4 separate regions of the Homo sapiens genome follow, and all the other regions are linked to region 1. The links are chromatin loops, found by intact Hi-C in ENCODE. Cell type or tissue: IMR-90. All regions are shown on one strand.

Evidence for each region. Peaks named below come from ENCODE experiments on the same cell type or tissue, not always from the same donor. Only the 100,000 strongest peaks of a DNase experiment are listed, where the experiment ranks them.
Region 2: it touches region 1 in a loop (17-fold over the local background); 2 of 110 quality-filtered maps call a loop at or near these places.
Region 3: a loop joins it to region 1, with 5 times the contacts of the local background. A loop is called at or near these places in 2 of 110 quality-filtered maps.
Region 4: it touches region 1 in a loop (6-fold over the local background); 12 of 110 quality-filtered maps call a loop at or near these places.

What each region holds. Positions count from the first base shown.
Region 1 is chr15:92,794,768-92,799,767 of GRCh38, forward strand. It overlaps the pseudogene ASB9P1. Among named protein-coding and RNA genes, the nearest start is that of CHASERR, 86 kb to the right of the region's middle. RefSeq lists an enhancer at 3,014-3,183. In IMR-90, a CTCF peak has its summit at 2,559 (motif pointing right); a DNase peak (open chromatin) is centred at 2,594; H3K27ac peaks cover 357 bases.
Region 2 is chr15:94,321,594-94,326,593 of GRCh38, forward strand. All of the region lies in intron 4 of MCTP2 (multiple C2 and transmembrane domain containing 2), which reads left to right. Among named protein-coding and RNA genes, the nearest start is that of MCTP2, 93 kb to the left of the region's middle. In IMR-90, a CTCF peak has its summit at 2,812 (motif pointing left); a DNase peak (open chromatin) is centred at 2,788.
Region 3 is chr15:92,095,197-92,100,196 of GRCh38, forward strand. The region is part of intron 3 of SLCO3A1 (solute carrier organic anion transporter family member 3A1); the gene reads left to right. Among named protein-coding and RNA genes, the nearest start is that of SLCO3A1, 240 kb to the left of the region's middle. In IMR-90, a CTCF peak has its summit at 2,576 (motif pointing right); no DNase peak of the experiment used is centred here.
Region 4 is chr15:92,970,006-92,975,005 of GRCh38, forward strand. CHD2 (chromodomain helicase DNA binding protein 2) reads left to right here. Exons shown (of 39, transcript NM_001271.4): 18 at 1,760-1,922; 19 at 2,260-2,412; 20 at 4,874-4,945. Among named protein-coding and RNA genes, the nearest start is that of MIR3175, 68 kb to the left of the region's middle. In IMR-90, no CTCF peak of the experiment used is centred here; no DNase peak of the experiment used is centred here; H3K27ac peaks cover 163 bases.

The DNA of each region.
Region 1 (5,000 bases):
GGGAGGCTGAGGCACGAGAATCACTTGAGCCTGGGAGGCAGAAGTTACAGTGAACCAAGATCCTGCCACTGCACTCCAGCCTGGGGGATAGCGAAAGACTCTGTCTCAAAAAACAAAAACAAAACAAAATATATCTGTTGCCATTAAGGAGCGTTTTGTTCTGGCCCTCTCCAACTACTTGAGCCCAGGATTTTGAGACCAGCCTGGACAATATAGCAAGATCTACAAAAATTAAAAATTAGGCAGGCATGGTGGCACACACCTGTAGTCCTAGCCACTCAGGAGGCTGAGTGGGGAGAACCGCTACAGGCTGGGAATTCGAGGTTACCATGAGCTATGATCATGCCACTGCACTCAAGCTCTGGGCAACGGTGACAGAGCAAGACTCTTTTAAAAAAAAAGAAAAAAACAGGTGGCTGGCTGGGCGCGGTGCCTCACGCCTGTAATCCCAGCATGTTGGAAGGCCGAGGCAGGCGGATCACGAGGTCAGGAGATCGAGACCATCCTGACTAACACGGTGAAACCCCGTCTTTATTGAAAATACAAAAAATTAGCCGGGCGCCTGTAGTCCCAGCTACTTGGGAGGCTGAGGCAGGAGAATGGTGTGAACCTGGGAGGCGGAGATTACAGTGAGCCCAGACTGCGCCACTGCACTCCAGCCTGGGCGACAGAGCGAGACTCCGTCTCAAAAAAAAAAAAAAAAAAAAAAAACAGGCGGCCTCTGGCGGGCCTCCAGCCAGTTAGACCATTTGACTAGGACGTGTGCAGCTCAGCCAGCCACAGAACTGGAATTTTTCAGGAGCAGGGGGAGCATGGAGTTTGGACTTTGCTGAGCAACTGAAGTGGAGCGCAGAGCTTGCTCGCTTAGGAGAGGGCAGCATGGATGGCAAACAAGGGGGCATGGATGGGAGCAAGCCCACGGGGCCAAGAGACTCTCCTGACACCAGGCTTCTTTCAAACCCATTGATGGGTGATTCTGTGTCTGATTGGTCTCCTATGCCTGAAGCTGCAATCTACGGACATCAGCTGTCTCTGAGGAACCTCATCAGCCACGGGTGGCTTGTGAACATCATCATGGCAGATCATGTTTCCCCACTCCATGAAGCCTGTCTCAGAGGTCATCCCTCTCGTGTAAAGATTTTATTAAAGCATGGAGCTCAGGTGAATGGCGTGACAACAGACTGGCACACTCCACTGTTTAATGTTTGTATCAGCAGCAGCTGGGATTATGCTTCTGCAGCATGGAGCCAGCGTTCAACCTGAGAGTGATCTGGCATCCCCCGTCCATGAAGCTGCTAGGAGAGGCCACGTGGAGTGTGTCGACTCTCTTACAGCTTATAGGGGCAAAAATGACCATAACATCAGCCACGTGGGCACTTCACTGTATTTGGCTTGTGAAAACCAGCAGATAGCCTGTGTCAAGAAGCTTCTGGAGTCAGGAGCAGACCTGAACCCAGGGAGAGGTTCCCCACTTCATGCAGTGGCCTTCATGAAGGCCCTCATGAAGGATTCCCCACTTCATGCAGTGGCCAGGACAGCCAGTGAAGAGCTGGCCTGCCTGCTCATGGATTTTGGAGCAGACACCCAGGCCAAGAATGCTGAAGGCAAATGTCATGTGGAGCTGGTGCCTCCAGAGAGCCCTTTGATCCAGCTCTTCTTGGAGAGAGAAGGGCCCCCTTCTTTTGATGCAGTTATGCCTAGAAATCAGAAGGGCTTTGGAATCCAGCAGCATCATAAGATAACCAAAGTCGTCCTCCCAGAGGATCTGAAATGGTTTCTCCTACATCTTTGTATGTATCAATGGAATGGATTCACAAACAATGTGAAAACATTATTGAGTGTTGTAGCCACTAGAATTTTAAAATCAAGTTAGGTTTATAGAGTTTGACTAGTTTTTTCGATTAGATTTGTATTAGTTATAAATTTGTTCATAGAGTTTGACTAATTTTTTCGATTAGATTTGTATTTGTTAAACTCTGAAGCCAGAGTTTAAACACACTGCATACGTTTGTATGATTAGTTAGAAGGCATGAAGACTTTTTTCCCTGCTTGGAGACTGTCTAAAATAACAGCTATTGTTTTGCATATCCACTGCAGGCCAAGCACTTTCAGCATCATCTAATTCAGCCCTCACAGCAACTGGGTCAATCTGTCCAATTTCCCAGGGCAAGGATAGAGGAGTCAGATTCAAATACAGGTTTTCTGACGTTAACTTATGTGATGATTTGATCAAAGCAGGATTTTCCAGCATCACTATCCTTGTTCCATCTCTGCTATATGGGAATGAAAATAAAGAAATGTATTTCAAAAAAATAAAAAGAAAAGAAAAACAGAGACGGTCTCCTGGAGTTGAATTCAGGTCTCCTCCTTAGATGGTGACCATGGGAAAGCAGCTTACACTCCCTTTGCTGGCGTAACCAGCAGGTACTGCTGTAAACTTCCTGGTACAATACCTGAAACAAGGCAAACACTCAACAGATATCTTGCATATATTGATTCCCTTCTCTGCCAGTACAGTAACATCATTGAGAATGGACCCAGCAGTATAATAACATCAGTCACCACTAGATGGCAGTAATGGCACTAAGTAATTAGTTATTAAGATGTCCTTTTTAACAAAATGAAGTAGCTAAACAACTACAAAAAAAAGACTGGTCCCTCTTAGACCTAAGTATTATTTCTATTACCTAGCTTTTACTCATTATTTCATTCAGCAAATATGTATTCAATGCCTACTATGTGTCAGGCACCACAGCAGGCAGTTAGGATACTAGGCTCAGCCAAGGAAGACACAGTACCTGCGCACACAGACCTTAAGGGGTAGGTAGGAAAACGGACAAAGAATCACACCAGTAAGATACCACAGCATAGTAAGTGCTGTGAGAGTACATAAGGAAGAAGCAGCCTGATGCGGGGAAAGGAAGGTGTCCCTGAGAAGCAGATGAGAAAAAGATGAAGGAGCCAAGATCCAAGGCAGATAGACGAGAGGTGAGGGGTGGAAACGGGGTCCCCAAGAAGAGCTTGCCAAAGGCTCAGGAGCAGGCTGGGGCCTGCTGCTGGAGGGACATGCAGAGGCCAGGGCTTGCATGCCTCAGGAGCCTTATTCAAGTTGGGAAGTTTTGTCTTTTTTTTTTTTTTTTCTTAAAAAAAAAAAGGCCTGGCGCGGTGGCTTACGCCTGTAATCCCAGCACTTTGGAAGGCTGAGTCAGGTGGATCACGACGTCAGGGGTTCAAGACCAGCCTGGCCAAGACGGTGAAACCCTGTCTCTACTAAAAATACAAAAAAATTAGCTGGGCGTGGTGGCAGGCACCTGTAATCCCAGCTACTCCGGAAGCTGTGGCAGAGAATTGCTTGAACCCAGGAGTCGGAGGTTGCAGTGAGCCGAGATCGTGCCACTGCACTCCAGTCTGTGCGACAGAGTGAGACTCCGTCTCAAAAAAAAAAAAAAGAGAGAGAGAGAGGCAGGCCAGGTGCGGTGGCTCACACCTGTAACCCCAACACTTTGGGAGGCCGAGGCAGGCAGATCACTGGAGGTCAGGAGCTTGAGACAACATGGTGAAACCCCATCTCTACTAAAAATACAAAAATTAGGCCGAGTGTGGTGGCTCACACCTGTAATCCCAGCACTTTGGGAGACTGAGGCGGGTGGATCACTTGAGGTCAGGAGTTCAAGACCAGCCCAGCCAACATGGCAAAACCCTGTCTCTACTAAAAATACAAAATTAGCCAGGCTGGTGGAGCGTGCCTGTAATCCCAGCTACTCGGAAGGCTGAGGCAGGAGAATCACTTGAACCCAGGAGGCGGAGGTTGCAATGAGCCAAGATTGTACCACTGGACTCCAGCCTGGACAAAAAGACCAAAACTTGGTCTCAAAATAAATAAATAAATAGATAAATTAATAAAAATACAAAAATTAGCTGGGCATGGTGGTGCATGCCTGTAGTCCAAGCTACTTGGGAGGCTGAGGCACAAGAATCACTTGAGCCTAGGAGGCGGCGGTTGCAGTGAGCCGAGATCGTGCCATTGCACTCCAGCCTGGGAGACAGAGCAAGACCCTGTCTCAAAAAAAAAAAAAAAAAAAAGAATGTTAAAGAAAAATTATTATTTATGACATTTGTTAAAAGGTGCTAAGGCAGACTTTATCCAAAAGGGGCCACAGTGATAGGTGTAGGGACCACTGCCACAGGGTCTTGCAGTGGGGACGAGAGATTGGACTCAACCCTGACTTCAACAAAGACAAGGGGAGATTTATACCCAAGGAGCACGATCTCAGCTCACCACAACCTCTGCCTGCCAGGTTCAAGCAATTCTCCTGCCTCAGTCTCCCACACACCCAGGTAATTTTGTATTTTTAGTATAGATGAGGTTTCAACATGTTGGTCAGGCTGGTCTCGAACTCCTGACCTCAAGTGATCCACCCACCTCAGCCTCCCAAAGTGCTGGGATTACAGGCATGAGAAGCCACGCCTGGCCTCAGATGAGACTCTTGTAATGCTTTTGTTTTTGTTTTCGTTTTTGTTTTTGAGATGGAGTCTTGCTCTGTCGCCGAGGCTGGAGTGCAGTGGCACGATCTTGGCTCACTGCAACCTCTGCCATCCCAGTTCCAGCGATTCTCCTGCATCACCCTCCCGAGTAGCTGGGATTATAGGTGTGTCTCACCACGCCCAGCTAATTTTTGTATTTTTAGTAAAGACAGGGTTTCAGCATCTTGGCCAGGCTAGACTTGAACTCCTGACCTCATGATCCACCGGTCTCAGCCTCCCAAAGTGCTGGGATTACAGGCGTGAGCCGTTGCACCCAGCCCGAGACTCTTGTAATGTTTTAATAGGCTTCAAATGTTTCTAAATAAGAAATATTAGGGCATATAAAAATAGAAATACCAGGCCAGGGGGCCGTGGCTCACGCCTATGACCCCAGCACTTTGGGAGGCCAAGGCGGGTGGATCACCTGAGGTCGGGAGATCGAGATCAGCCTAACCAACATGGAGAAACCACATCTT
Region 2 (5,000 bases), 1.5 Mb after region 1:
TTAGATGCTTGGTCCCTAACTTGTGTCAGTTTGCCAATTTCTCTGTGCTCTCTCTATGATCTGTCTTTAGCATAGGGTTTTTAAAATACAGCTAATCAATAAACAATGCAGGAGGTTAGGGGTGCCAACCCCTCATGCAGTCAGAAACCCACATATAACTTTTGAATTCCCCAAAACACAACTACTAGTGGCCTACTGTTGACCAGAAGCCTTACTGATAACATAAACAGCCCGTTGGCATATATTTTGTATATGTATTATATACTGTATTCTTATAATAAGGTAAGCTAGAGAAGAAGTGTTAAGAAAATCATAAAAGAGAGAAAGTAGATTTATTATTCGTTAGGTGAAAGTGGATCATCATAAAAGCCTGCACCCTCATTGTCTTCACATCCAATTGGCTGAGGAGGAGGTGAAAGACCAGGGTTTGGTCTTGCTGTCTCAGGAGATGCAGAGGAGGACAAAAATTCTGTATAAGTGAACCCTTGCAGTTGTTCAAATGCATGTTTTCAAGAGTCACCTGTATTTTATTTTCCTATGTGGAATCATGTATTTAATTTTAAGTAAAAAACACGGATCTAATTAATCACATATTTTTTATTATGACAGAGGCTCCTTCAGAGTTATTCAAATGTGTTGCAACCTTGACCATGGAGGAGCAGCAGCTTTAGGGCCTTTAATTCCAATTGCACAGCCCCTGTTTTTGAATTTTTTTTTTTTTAGGGAGAAAAGCTATTTTGATGAATCACTCTCTGCTAAGGAAGGAGTTCTGCATTTTCTTCGGATTGTTACATAATCATTACTGTCTGTTACTTTCTGTCTAGAACATGGATTAGTAGACTTTTTATGGCTTTATGGGCTATAAGTGAAAATTAACTCTTGACATAGTGAGAAAGCAGCCATAGACAATAAACAAATGAACATAGCTGTTTTCCAATATAAATTTATTTACAAAAACAGGCAGTGGTCTGGATTTAACTGATGGGCCAAAGTTTGTTGACCTCTGCCTAGAATATCATGGTCTGATTTTTGGATTCTTGCTTTGAAAAACTGCTTTAAAAACATCTACAACAAAGATGGTATAATCTCATTAGGCAGTCATCAAGAGTTGAGGCTAATGCTTTCAGCGGAAGCATCTTGGAAATACGACATGAAATCATGCAGAAAAATCCGGAGATGTTGGGTAATAAAAAGTCATTTTCTTGCTATTTAACTCAGCAGTGGAGTGGAAGAATATGGTGTCTCCCTTAGGAAAAGACAGCTCACAAACCCCAAGAAAGGATGTTAGAAAGTGCTTAGAGGGTATGTGATTGAGCATAGGAAGTTTTTGGTGACTTTGCCCACGAGGAAACACATGCAGAAAAGGTCTCAGATACCAGAGTTCCCTGTCTCTGCTGTGATGCCGTCAGCGAGAGGCTGGGAAATAGGCTTCACTGGCATAAAGAGCTGTGAGGTTTTATCTAAATCACTCCCTTCCCTGGTTCAAACACAGAGCTGGTATGTTAAGCAGGTTATCAAGGTGGGATTTGGAGATTTTTCTGGGAGTTTTGGTGAAGATTGCTGAACTACACCATTGTTAATTGTTCTTTAGAAAGACTCACAAGGAAGTCTGGCTTCAGAACAATGGGCAGGTTTAGCAATGGTGTTGGGAAAGGGGTAATGTTGTATAGTTGCCACCAGGACACCTCAGGGTCTTTAGCTGTGGCCTCTCAGTGTGTGTATGTGTGCAGACTTAAAAAAACAAAAACCTATGGGTAATGAAAAATGAAGTTGGTGGGAGACTAAGAACTCCCTGTCTTAAGCATGCTTAATACCCATGAATAATCATGGGCACAGAAGACTATCATGGGAGGCTGAGAAGTTTGGATCAGGTAGCTCTGGAAGTGTGGCCACATTTAGAAGATTGTTCCTTGCAGGTGGTTTTCCAGTTCTTCAAGAATTTCCTTTGAATCTTTGGCATGTGGGCCTTCAGCCTTGACAATAGGAGGTCTGGTATTGGGGAGCTCAGGAGTAAACTAAGCAGCCCTGTTATTATTACTGTTATTATTTATTGTTGGATGACTTTGGCTGCTGTAGTGGTCTTTCTAAGAACGAGTCTTACTCTGATGCTGTCAATGGTCCAGGCATGGCATTGAGCTCACCTTCGTTAGCAATCCGCATAGGAAGAATGGCCGCCATCTTCCTGCATGTCTGCTGTCTCAGCCATTGCCTGTGTGTTGTGTTCATCTGACCCTCCCTGTCCCCTCTTCTATTTCTCTCATCTTTCTTTGCTCTTTCTACTCTCCTTTTCTTCATCCTAACGTTTTCCTTTTATTTCCTTATATTCCCCATTTCCTTTCCATTATTTTCCGGGATGTTATACAAGATGTATTGTTTTCGACCAAATAGGACTTACACTTGTTTTAAGTTCTCGATCTGAGTAGCTCTTGGCTGTCTTAAACTTTGAGACTGGTAAAGCAGAAGAAATATGTGAGCAATCGCCTTTAATTCCAACTGCTTCATGATTTGGTTGATGCATGGAGGAAACTGAACCCTGGGTCCATTTCCCATGGGAAGGAATGTGGCCGAGGAGGAGGTGTTCTGGCGTCTTAGAGCTGGTCTTATGCTCCAGGCCTGGCTTGAACTTCAGCCTTGCGATATGGGCAGGTCTCTCGTCCTGTGCAAAATGCTCAGCTCATACCCTGTTGGCTCGTAGAGCGCTAATACGTGGAAAACAATAGCCCTCGCTTTAAAACCCTGTGCTTTGCTGTAATGTTAGGCCGCTGTAGTAGTTTACCACTGTGGGCTGAGGGAATACTGTGTTGCTGGTGCCCTCTTGTGGCCACTCTGTAGCGTTGCAAAAGGAAAAGAAAAGTTAATGGAAGTTCGCTGTCACATTACTAGGGCCGTGAAAATCACTTCAGCTGTAGGTTGAGGTTTGATGGTCTTTTTTGATGCGAGTTTTAGTGGATGAAAATAAATGAACACTCATTCAGAAAACTGCTCTCTTTCTCAATTTCCAGCACAGGTAGATATCTGACGTTCGTTTCTAGAGCAATGGCAGCTTTATATGCAGATAATGGAAAAAAATGTGCTACATAAGTCAAGTTCATATTTAAAAGGAGTAGTTCAGAGAAAAAATTTAAAGATCTCTCGATACTGTGAGAATTATGCTATGTAATCGCTGTTACATAGCATAATTTTTACTATTATTAAATAATTGTTATCTTATTGTTTATTATATTATTATTCAATTATTGTTGTTTAATAAATTACTAAATTGTTACCAAAAAGTTAAAATGACTGATTTAAGTCCTGGTTTTCTTTTGCTATTTAGCAGGCTAATTTTTATGATGTTGCTAGAACTCTGTATTGTATACTGAGCAGCGGTGTAGCTTCCCAACAGGTGTGTTCTGAATGGGATGTACTGAAGTATTCATTCTGGCAGCCCTCTGGGCACCTCTGTTAGGCTTGGGCCACCATAAACCCTGCTGTGCCCTACAGACATCATTTTGTTTTGTGTCATGATGTGACGTGCTGAAGAGTGCTGGATGGTGGGTGAGGGTTATGCGTGGGCTTTGGACATGGACCACCGGAGTTTGGATTCTAGCTCAGACACGGTCTAGCCATGAGCCTGCTAGGCTTGCGGTAGGATTAACCTGGTGTGTGTGCTTGTGGAGACTTGGTGGTGGTCGTGGGGCGGGGCCGTGAGGTGGGTGGAGCTGAAACAGTCATATGCAATAAACATTAGCTGTTACTATTGCCGTGTGAATTGTCATAGTTATTCTTGGTATAGTTATTCTAGTTTGGGTTTTGTTTTTGCATTTCGCCTGTGGGAACAGGAATGACTTTGTGATTTCCCCATCCTTTTTATCGTGGGCTTATCTTCCCAGTTTCCTCATCAATTTTTGTACTTTTTGTGTATCTTTTTGCTCTTTTACTTCTTTTGAGATAAAAGTTCCTCCCCCTGCCGCCACCACCACCTCTAACCTGGGTGGTGTGAGGGTTGTGAAAGGTGTTTTCTTGAGGTCAGGTCTTATTTTCTGTGAAACAGGAGAAATGAGAGACTCTTTTAAAAGGCACCTTATTTGAATAAAGACTCTGTCGTGGATTGAGGTTTAATTTTCCCCATCATAAATTTGACCTAGAAAATGCCCCTTCATGAGTAAAACTGGTGTTGACGAAGGCACACCACTAGGCCTTACCGAAATTCTGAACCTACTCTACTCCATCGCTCCGATTTTTTTTTTTTTTTTTTTTTTTTTTGAGACGGAGTCTTGGTCTGTTGCCAGGCTGGAGTACAGTGGCGCGATCTCGGCTCACTGCAACCTCTGCCTCTCTGGTTCAAGTGATTCTCCTGCATCAGCCTCCCGAGTAGCTGGGATTACAGGCATGCGCCACCATGCCCAGCTAATTTTTGTATTTTTAGTAGTGATGGGGGTTTCACCATGTTGGCCAGGATGGTCTCGATCTCCTGACCTTGTGATCTGCCTGCCTCAGCCTCCCAAAGTGCTGGGATTACAGGCATGAGCCACCGTGGCTGGCCCGCCCCGATTTTTAAAATCTATTTTTCTTTCTAAAATGAAAGAGAATCTGGCTTTTAAATGTTTGGTTACCTGGTGTTTTCTCTCTACACATTTTTCTCTGTATTATAAAAACTTTATTTTGGAGAAGAAATTAAAAGCTTAGGGCACCATACTTTGTTCAGTCAACATTCTGAATTAAGTTTGTTCAAAATTTGTAACATTAGGAATAATGCCACAACAAACGTTCTTATACCTAAATCTGTGTGTACAGGTTACTTTTTCATATATTTGCAAGTGAGTTATTTATTCAGGTGGATTGCATTTTTTGTGTTATATGATCTGAGCATTTCAAGATTCTCATTAAAAAATTGCCAATTTACTCTTGAGAAAGACCTATTTGTTGACCTACTGGTGTGTGAAAGTGGGCCACTTTTTGTTTCTCACCTACCTTGTTATGTGGAATATTATTGTTACTTTTTTTTTTTTTGAGACTGA
Region 3 (5,000 bases), 700 kb before region 1:
CTGAATAACCCCCAATAGCTGATTTTACTCCTCAAATCTGTATTTTCCTTATCTGTAAATAAAGGGTAACAATAATTACATCGGCCTGGCAGATAAGAATTTAATGAGAGTGTCTGTGTAGAAATGCTTGGCATATCCTCATTGAGTGGGGGCCCATTAACCTATATGAGGATCCTACTTTCCAAACTAAAAGTTGGAGCATGTGTTCTGGAGGTGCAAGTGTACAAACGGGGTCAATGAGACAGAATATTGGAACATCCTTTTAGAAGACACTGTTGTGGTGGCCTTTGTGAGGAAATATCCACATTCAAAACCATTTTAAGCAGAACCTGTGTTCTTAGCAGGAAGTGCAAGTGCATTTCTCAGAATACCCTGAGTTCCCCAATCCATGATTGTGGGATTGAATGGGATGCTAGATCGATGGGCTAGACTATTCTGTGGTGACAGACAGTCCCAAAACCTCAGTGATTTTATACAACTAAGGTTTATTTCTTGGTCACACTACATATGCAGTGTAGGTCAGCAGTGTCAGGGTCAGGGAGACTTGGCTCATCGTGGTGACCTGTAGATCTACTCTCAGGATCGATAAGCATTCTCAGCCCCCCAGGCCCAGGCCCACAGAAGTTCCATCCTGACCCCAGCTTGCACAGTTACCAAGACAGGAAACCAGTTTTACTCTGGCCCTTGAAACCTCTACTCAGAAATGACATACAGTGTTTCCCCTCATATTTCATTAACCAAAGCAAGTCACGTGGTGTATTGGTTTCCTGTTGCTGCATAAGAAATAACCCCAAACCTAATGACCTAAAACAGCAGACATTTCTTATCATACTGTTTTTCGTATTTTTTTCTGTGGGTCTGGAATACAGGAGCAGCTTCACTGGGCAGTTCTAGCTCAGGGTCTCTTATGAGGCTGCAGTCAAGGTGTTGCAAGGTGGCAACCTGGTCTTGGATCATCCCAAGGCTCAGCTTGGGGAGGATCCACTTCCAAGCTCACTGCCATGGGCCCACAGGAGGGGACTACCTCACCGTGACACCCCTGAAGCAAACAACCCAAGAGAAGGTGAGAGAGAGCACCTGAGGCAGGAGTCACAGTCTTTTTATAACCTAATCTCAGAAGTGACATCTCATTACTTCTGCTGTATTTCGTTTGTTAGAAGCTAGTCACTTGTTCAGGTTTACTATGGAAAGAGAAGGGATTATTACACAAGGACCAGAATACCAGGCAGCAGGGACTTTAGGGGACCGTCTGGGTCATTGCCTACCATGTGCTGTCACATCTCTACCTTGTGTCTGAAAAGGAACACTATATTTCCATGTAGTTTAGCATGCAGCAAAGCCATATTTCCTTTCTCTCTGAAAACAGAGGGTGAGAAGCCATTCCAGCCTCTGCTTCTCATGCCGATCTATCCTCAGGATCAGTAAGAATTCTCAGTCCCCAGGTTCTCAATCCATCATCTCTTGACAATGCTAAATTTACTAATTCACCCCAAAGAAATAATGTGGTTTTAAATCCAAGTCGCTTTGTGATTCACTCCATTAATCCTACTGATATATTTACTTGTAGCTAATGATGTTACAAATTTCCAAGTGGAAAAAAAAAATCAGAGGCAGCCCTATTTATTTATACTTTTAAAGTGCTGAGTCTGTTCCGAAGGTGATTGAGTGCTGGTGTTTTGCAGCCGTCGGCTGGCCCTTTGAACCCGTTTCCTAGGGAGTGTGGTAACAGGTAGGCTGGGAAGACACAGGACACATGAAGTGAGTCAGTTTCCATCTTGCTCGTATAGACAGGCCAGCTTCCACCACTGCACCCAAGGCAGCACAAGACAGGGCCAGCAGAGGGGATAGAGAGGAGGCATACTCCTGATGCAATGGGGAAGCCACCTTGAAGGGTAGCAAAGTGGCCAGATAGCATATTTTGCCCTCAGTGCTATCAGTGGTGGCCTTGAACCAAAAGCCTGCGAATGACCAGAATATCTGAGCTGGAAAGAGCCTCAGACATCATTCCTTTCCAACTCTTTCATTTTACAAATGAGGAAACCAAGTCACAGAGAGGGGAAGGGATGTCCCCAATCCAAGGAATGTATCTCTATAAAACCCCGATCTCCTGAGCCTGCCTGTGGAGATTTCACTCACCAAACTCTCTTAGGAGAATGAAACAGCACCTTTTCTCAGTGCCTGAAATGACCAGCGGGTAGACAGATGGCTGGAGGGGGCTTAGCCCATCCACTCCCAGTTCCCTCCATTTGCTGAGACTGTTCCTTCAGCCTGGAATGCTGTTCCCATCTTACTGTGTTCGGCATCTCTGTTTGCCCGTTAAGGCCCAGGGTGGAGCGGTGTGATCCATGGTTCCAGGCTCATTGGCTACTTGGTGCCTGCATGGATGTAAGGCAGGTGGGCTCCTTTCAGTCCCGTGTGGGCATCTCGCTGATGACAGGCTTCCCCACCAAGTTGATAGCGGACTTCCCTTTCTGTTTCCAAAGAATGCAAGGTGCATTGTCAGTCACGGTCTTTGTTTGCGTCCTTCCCGGAGGCACCGTGAGGCACCGTGTGGCACAGCTCTTTACCGGTAGAGGGCAGAAGAATATCATTTATCCTATTTAGGGAGTCAGCCATAGAATTCTATAGTTGCCAGCAGTTTTTATTGTTTCTAGTCTTGTGAAACTTGCCGCCTGCAGGTGGATTTGGGCTGTATTTGAGGAGGGGATTCTTAATTGCTTTAGGGCCTCCCCTATCTTTTCCTTGCTTTCCTAAAACAGTGCTCTTCTGTAGGGCTGTCCAATGTATGGGAACATTACTGTAGGCATTAATAGGCAAGGGCCACACACGTGGACACATGTTTCTGAAGTCCCCACTGAGATTGGGGTCCAGGAAAAGCAGCAGCCTAAAATTTGTGGGGAAGGAGCAAGGCAGGTCCACAGAGGGCCCTCGTTATGGGGTAGATGGAGGAGAGAAGGCGGCGTCCACCACATAGCCTGGTGCCAGCATTGAGAGGAGAATCCAGTGAGGAAGCCTGGTTGAAACTTGTGAGTAGATGCAGCTGGGGTGCCAAGGAGGGCTGGTTGTAGACATGGGCCAGTTCTGGGGTGACAGCCCCCACGGGGCACCTTGCCTGGAGGTCCCAGCTGGCTCCACTTGGACATGGGCTGCTCCCGCTGCTGCCTTTCATCCATGTTTGATCGCTACGTGGTTCCCTTTGCTCCTCAGCTCAGGGAGAATAAATCCCTCCCCTGAGAGCTGGGGGAGGAAATGATGGTGCCTCCAGAATTTCTTTTTTAGGTTCTTTGTTAACTGAAACCCAGGTGAGAACAGGACCTTGAAAAAACGGACTTAGTAGCAGAGTACATATCTAATCACTGCCTTGGCCAACCTTAACTATGTGGGTTTATTACAAAAAGATTAGTAGTAACAGCAGCCATGAATTGGTCACTTCTTAAAGCTATACATAGATTGCCTCATTGGAGCCTCAGCACATTCTCATGGGAGTGTAGATCCTACTGTTAGGTGAGGCATTATCATGCAGTGGTTAAGAATTCAAGCACTGGAATCAGACTCCATTTGAATCCTGACTACACCCCCTTATGAGTTCTGTGATCCTGGGGACATCGCACACACATCCTGAGTCTGTGTGTGGATGGCATGAGTTACTCATGCAAAGCATTTAGCACAGTGCCTGGCATATAGTAAGCACACAATAAATACTTATAATAAGAAATCCGAGAGAGGTTAACAGTTTCCACAGCTAGGGATAGAGCAGGGATTCATCCCCAGGCCTGTCTGACCTCAAAGCCCCACTCTTAACAGAACAGCTGGCTTCCCTGAAACATCTCCAGGAATTTAGCCAGAAGGCGGCTCCCTTCCATGGACAAAGGCCTTGCTGAGATGGCCTAGCCTCACCAGCACATCCATGCAGACTTGTCCTGAGGCACACACCAGCCGGCCTCGCAGAAGGCTGCATGGCGTTTGCAGCTGGAACAAGATGTGGCCATCTGTTTGCTTCACAAAAAAGGTCAACAGACTGAGAGCCTCCTGCTCTGCCATCCTGAGGGCTGGCTGCTACTGCTAGATTCCTTCATTTTGGGCTAATTAGCCCAATGGCTGCGATTCTAGATGTTCAATGCCACCCTCCAGCCTTAGTCCCTTCCTGTCTCCAGTTTCTAATTAGGTTTGTAACTTAATGATACTCTTGGAATTCTTGAGTCCCATAGCAAAAGTTTGGCAACATAGGTTAAACAAATGGGTAAATGAACTACAAAAAAAAAAAAGTCCATATGGCACAGGAAAAAGAAGTAAATGTCCCCAACTTGCTTTGATCTCCTCTTCTCACAATCTCAAGTATCCTCATGAGCGTGTGGGTGGGTTGGTTGGTTAGTTTTAAACTGGTTTAACTGTATTTCCAGTGACTTTTCATTTGATCTTGGAAATGGGTGGAAATCTCCATGAGCCTCCTAGTTCAGTTAACCTTTGACAGAGAGAGCAAACAGCTGTCAACAGCTCTCAATTCACCCAACACAAGCAAGAAATAAGAACAACCCAGAAGTCAGATACAAAGAGTGGAAGGGTTAGAAAAATTGATCTTGTAAGGCCAGGCATAGTGGCTCTCACCTGTAATCCCAGCATTTTGGGAGGCCGAGGCAGGTGGATCACCTGAGGTCAGGAGTTTGAGATCAGACCAGCCAATATGGTGAAACCCTGTCTCTACTAAAAATACAAAAAAAAATTAGCCGGGCGTGTTGGTAGGCACCTGTAATCTCAGCTACTTGGGAGGCTGACGCAGGAGAATTGCTTGAACCCAGGAGGTGGAGGTTGCAGTGAGCTGAGATCTCACCACTGCACTACAGCCTGGGCAATAGAGTGAAACTCCATCTCAAAAAAAAAAAACAAAAAACAAAAAAACGGAAAATGGATCTAGAAAAGGAGAAACACCTTCTATGCCTGTTGACACCTATGTCAAGACAAGTCCAAGCTGTGCCTGGCTTCATGACAGATATTTCATGGTA
Region 4 (5,000 bases), 180 kb after region 1:
TCTTTAGGCAACTAATGGTTACATAGATTTATTTATTTCATTTTAGTTTTGATTTTTAGGGATTGCTTTAATTTTGTTTTTAAATTATAGTATTTGTAGATTTCCAAAGGCAAAGCTACAAAGCCTGGTATGTTCAAAGAAATGTAGCTTCAGTCCCTCTTCCCTCCATTCTAGTCCATCTTTCCCCATAGGTAATTATTATTATTATTTTTTGAGATGGAGTTTCGCTCTTGTTGCCCAGGCTGGAGTGTGATTGTGTGATCTCAGCTCACCTCAACCTCCGCCTCCCAGGTTCAAGTGATTCTCCTGCCTCAGCCTCCCGACTAGCTGGGATTACAGGCATGCACCAGTACGCCCAGCTAATTTTGTAGTTTTAGTAGAGATGGAGTTTCATCATGTTGGTCAGGCTGGTCTCGAACTCCCAACCTCAGGTGATCTGCCCCCTTCGGCCTCCCAAAGTGCTGGGATTAACAGGTGTGAGCCACCGCACCTGGCCCATAATTATTATTATTTTTTAACATTTTAATGCTTATCCTTCCTTTAACTTTTAATTATTAAATAAAAGCAAATGCATTTTAACTTTGAATATCCTCCTTTCTCTTAGGTAAGTGGTAGCATACCGTATACACTTTTCTCTGCCTTCCTTTTTTCCTTAATGATACATGGCTGAAGAGCACCCCATAGTAGCTTATAGAGATAGGCCTTTATGATGCATAGTGTTCCATTGAGGTTATATAGTATGGTTTATTCAACCAGTTTCCTTGTGGTAGGCACTTAGATTGTTTTACCTACTTTTATAAATAGTTCTGGAGTGAAGACCTTGAGATAGATTCCTAAAGTGTGATTTCTAAGAGAAGCATGAAGAAATTGCGCCACTCAGGAAAAAATGTACTTTTACTATTTTGGAGTTTGTGGTTAAGGAATATACATGGGTATACATGAATATATCTGTATTTCTCCTCCAAATTTGGGTAGAAAACATACTGATAAGTTATTTTGTCAGATAAAATACTCTTTTACAATGTTAAAATGGGTATGTAGCCTCTATTTTATGGTATATTTACATTTATTTAACCTCATAATGTTAGCTTATTTCCAATTTTTATATTTCAGTGAAGAGTGTTTCAGTGACAGTCATTTTCCATTCACACATGCACACACAGGTTGAGTCTCTTATCAAAAATGCTTGGGGACCAGAAGTATTTCAGATTTTGGGATATTTGCTTTATACTTACTAGTTAAGCATTCCAAATCTGGAAATCAGAACTGTAAAATGCTCTAATGAGAATTTCCTTTGAGCGTCATACTGGCACTCAGAAAGTTTTGAGTGCCATTTTGGAACATTTTAGATTTTCACATTTAGGATTCTCAGCCTTTGTGTACACACACACACTTAAATATGTATAAAGTACATGTGTGTAAATATGTAAAATGTATGTATGTATGTGTGTGTGTGTATATATGTAAAGCATATGTGTGTGTTGTGTATATGTAGAGAGAGTTGTTTTCTTCTAGTATTCCTGTGTTCAGTGAGGTTGAAATATCCAGCAGAATCTTTAACATTCCTAATTCTGACTGGAGATGTGAAAGATGTATGATTAGATGGCAGGAGATACAAAAGAAAATATTCTTTGCTTCTTAAACTTTTTTAGGCCTCTTTTTTTCTCCACAATACTACTACTATCTCTTATACTCTTCTGGTACCTACAACTTTCTGTTTTTTTGTATCTAGTAGTATCATTATCATTTTAATTTGCAGGTGGATTCTGACCAGGAATTACAAGGCTCTTGCCAAAGGAACAAGAGGCAGCACATCTGGTTTTCTTAATATTGTGATGGAACTGAAAAAATGTTGCAACCACTGCTATCTGATTAAACCCCCTGAAGAAAATGAAAGGGAAAATGGACAGGAGATTCTTCTGGTAGGTAGTTCCTCATAATTACTTTCTCAAAAAAAACGCTTAGTTTCTCTAGGTGCTTTTCATCAGAATGCTCTATTTCCTTGTTGGTGACCTATCAAGGATCATCAAAGGAAGCTTTAAAAATGGGAGAGAAAAGGTAACTAAGAATGATTTGGAAAGTAAAGTATAGTATCAACAGATACTGGGAAAAAGAACATTTCGGGAATTGCTGGTCAAGCAGGTTGCTAAGGGCTTCAGAAAGCTTTAAGATGATTTTTAAAATATGGATTTGTAGAGATTAGGGAAGATTAAAATTTGTGTTTCAACATAATTATTGGAATGTCTTTTAAATCTTCAGTCCCTCATAAGGAGCAGTGGGAAGTTGATTTTATTAGACAAACTGTTGACAAGACTTCGAGAAAGGGGGAATCGAGTGCTTATCTTCTCTCAGATGGTGAGAATGTTGGATATCCTGGCTGAATACCTAACTATTAAACACTATCCTTTCCAGGTAAGGTGATTTCAGTAATTGCTGTGGGGGGAATCAATCTCTCTCTCCGCCTCCCCTCCCCAACCTTCCTACACTGGGTTGTATGCTTTGCTTGTTAAAGTAGGAAGTAAGAGTTTTCTTGTTTCAAAGAAGTTAAGGTTAAGATTCCAGGGGGCCGGGCGCGGTGGCTCACGCCTGTAATCCCAGCACTTTGGGAGGCCGAGGCGGGCGGATCACGAGGTCAGGAGATCAAGACCATCCCGGCTAAAACGGTGAAACCCCGTCTCTACTAAAAATACAAAAAATTAGCCGGGCGTAGTGGCGGGCGCCTGTAGTCCCAGCTACTTGGGAGGCTGAGGCAGGAGAATGGCGTGAACCCGGGAGGCGGAGCTTGCAGTGAGCCGAGATCCCGCCACTGCACTCCAGCCTGGGCGACAGAGCGAGACTCCGTCTCAAAAAAAAAAAAAAAAAAAAAAGATTCCAGGAGGGTCTTAATTTTTACTTGCATGCCTTTAGGCTACCATATGAAAGTGGTCATGAGGAGACGATTCTTTTTTTGAAGGTGGGTGGGGAGGATTAGAGAAAGTCAAACGGGGCAAGATAAAAAAAGGATGTCAGATGGCATCTTATTGCATGTGTATGGTGAAAGTAGAGAGGAAGTAAGTGTGAGCTCAATTCCAGGAGCCCAAATCCTAGAAGGAGAGGGCAGTATCAGACATTCCCCCCAAAAGTTGACCCTGGCTGTGAGGCTGGGAACATAGCAGAACACTGCTACTTAAAACCTTGCTACTCCCTGAAGTAAGTGATGATGGCTTCCCCTATTTTCTGTGGAGTTCCTTAACTGGAGTTACTGTCTTCACACAGTTATCTCCTATGGGGAAAATTTCTTCCGCATAGTAACATTTTTCTAGGTGTATATAATCTAGTAGAAACTTATTCTCTGATCTATTTATAGACACATAGACATATACGCAATTTACCTTGTCTCTTGGCATGTTTATAGTGCTTTGATTTTTAAGATTTATTACATTTTTTTTAAAACTTTGAATGGATGAACTCTTCTACCAACTCACATAATTATGTTGGGATTGAAGAAACTTGGACCAATGATTATCTCCTAAGAAGGCCCACCTTTGAGACTATCAGATTGATTATCTTTCAAAATACCCTGAAAGGCATTGTTATATCCATAATATCTTATATGGTCTTTCAGTTGCTGTCTTAGAATATAGCTTAAGGCTGTGCTTGTTATCAAGAAACAGCCTATTGCAAAAAGTCACTTCTCTGTCAGTGAATCGAATCCCTATGAGCTTTCATTCCTAGGAAATCCCGTGATACCAAGTAAATCAAGAATGCATCGTTTTTCTCTCTAGGGAATAGATAAGCTTGGTCAGTGACTTTTAGATAATTAATGCCCTCTACTAATGGGAATATTAAAAGGCGGCATTAGGTTTTCTGATTTCAAGTAAAGGCTCTGAATCTCCCATTGAATACGTCTTCGGTTTAAGGCTCTGAGTAGAGTAGTCAGTGAGAAAGAAGTAAGGGACTCCTCACCTGTCAGTTGACTTGAGTTAGGTCTGGTGGGCAGAGTTCTGGGTATGTAGGCCCTTCCACAGAGTCTGCTGCCAGCCAAGTCACCTTTCAGGTTAGTTTTGCCTTCTGTAAAATGAAGTATTTTGTTCATCTCAAGTGGTGATTGTGAGGGGATGAAATGCAAAAATGATTTTAAAGAGTAAGAAATGCTTTATAAAATGTACAGCATGCAGGTGATAATTCTTTAGTATTTTATGTGTCAATGGTTTCTCTATGGTGACATTGTATTGCATGTAGAACTGACATATGTTCTAATAAAGGAATTGTGTATGCTAATAAATGCCAGGGGCTTTCTTGAATTCTCATGTAGTTTAGCTGCTTGAACACTTTACTATGATTTCAGAGTGTAATTTTTGGCAAAGCTGGGATATATGATCAATTTTAACATTTTCAATGATTCAGCAAAATGTTTTTCAAACAAAATTATTATATAAATAAATTTTTGGTTTGTGTGACACTTTAAGTGATAGTTTTAGCCACATTAGCTAAGAAGCATCATTTTTCTGCAGGAGCTTATTATTGGGTGACCCGTGGTCCTATTTCCTAATCTCTGCAGTACCTACAGAAACAGAAGTAAACCCAGCCTCCAAGCACAGGTTGGGTTTTCGTCTTTCTCCTTTTAGGTCCTGGCAGCCATTCTGATCCTTGGCTAAACCTGGACAGCCCTTTGAATCAGAAGCTTGTAACCTTGAGTCTGTAACTGGAGAGCTCAGGTCGAGTAGGGTAGGGTGTGCTTCTTAAGCACAGCTTCTTCATAGCGCTTTGCCAGTGCTTTGCAGTTATTTTTACTCAGTGGGTGTTCAGGTGATAAAGGTTCCAAGTCTGCTGTTCTATTCTGAGTGTAGCTGATCTTCCTATCTTACAGTTTTCTTGTGGTTTATTTTTACAGCGTCTGGATGGTTCCATCAAGGGAGAAATCCGAAAACAGGCACTGGACCACTTCAATGCAGATGGGTCTGAGGTATACTATGCATGGCTTTGTTATTTGAGCAACTTGGGCTCTGCATCAAGGGGAA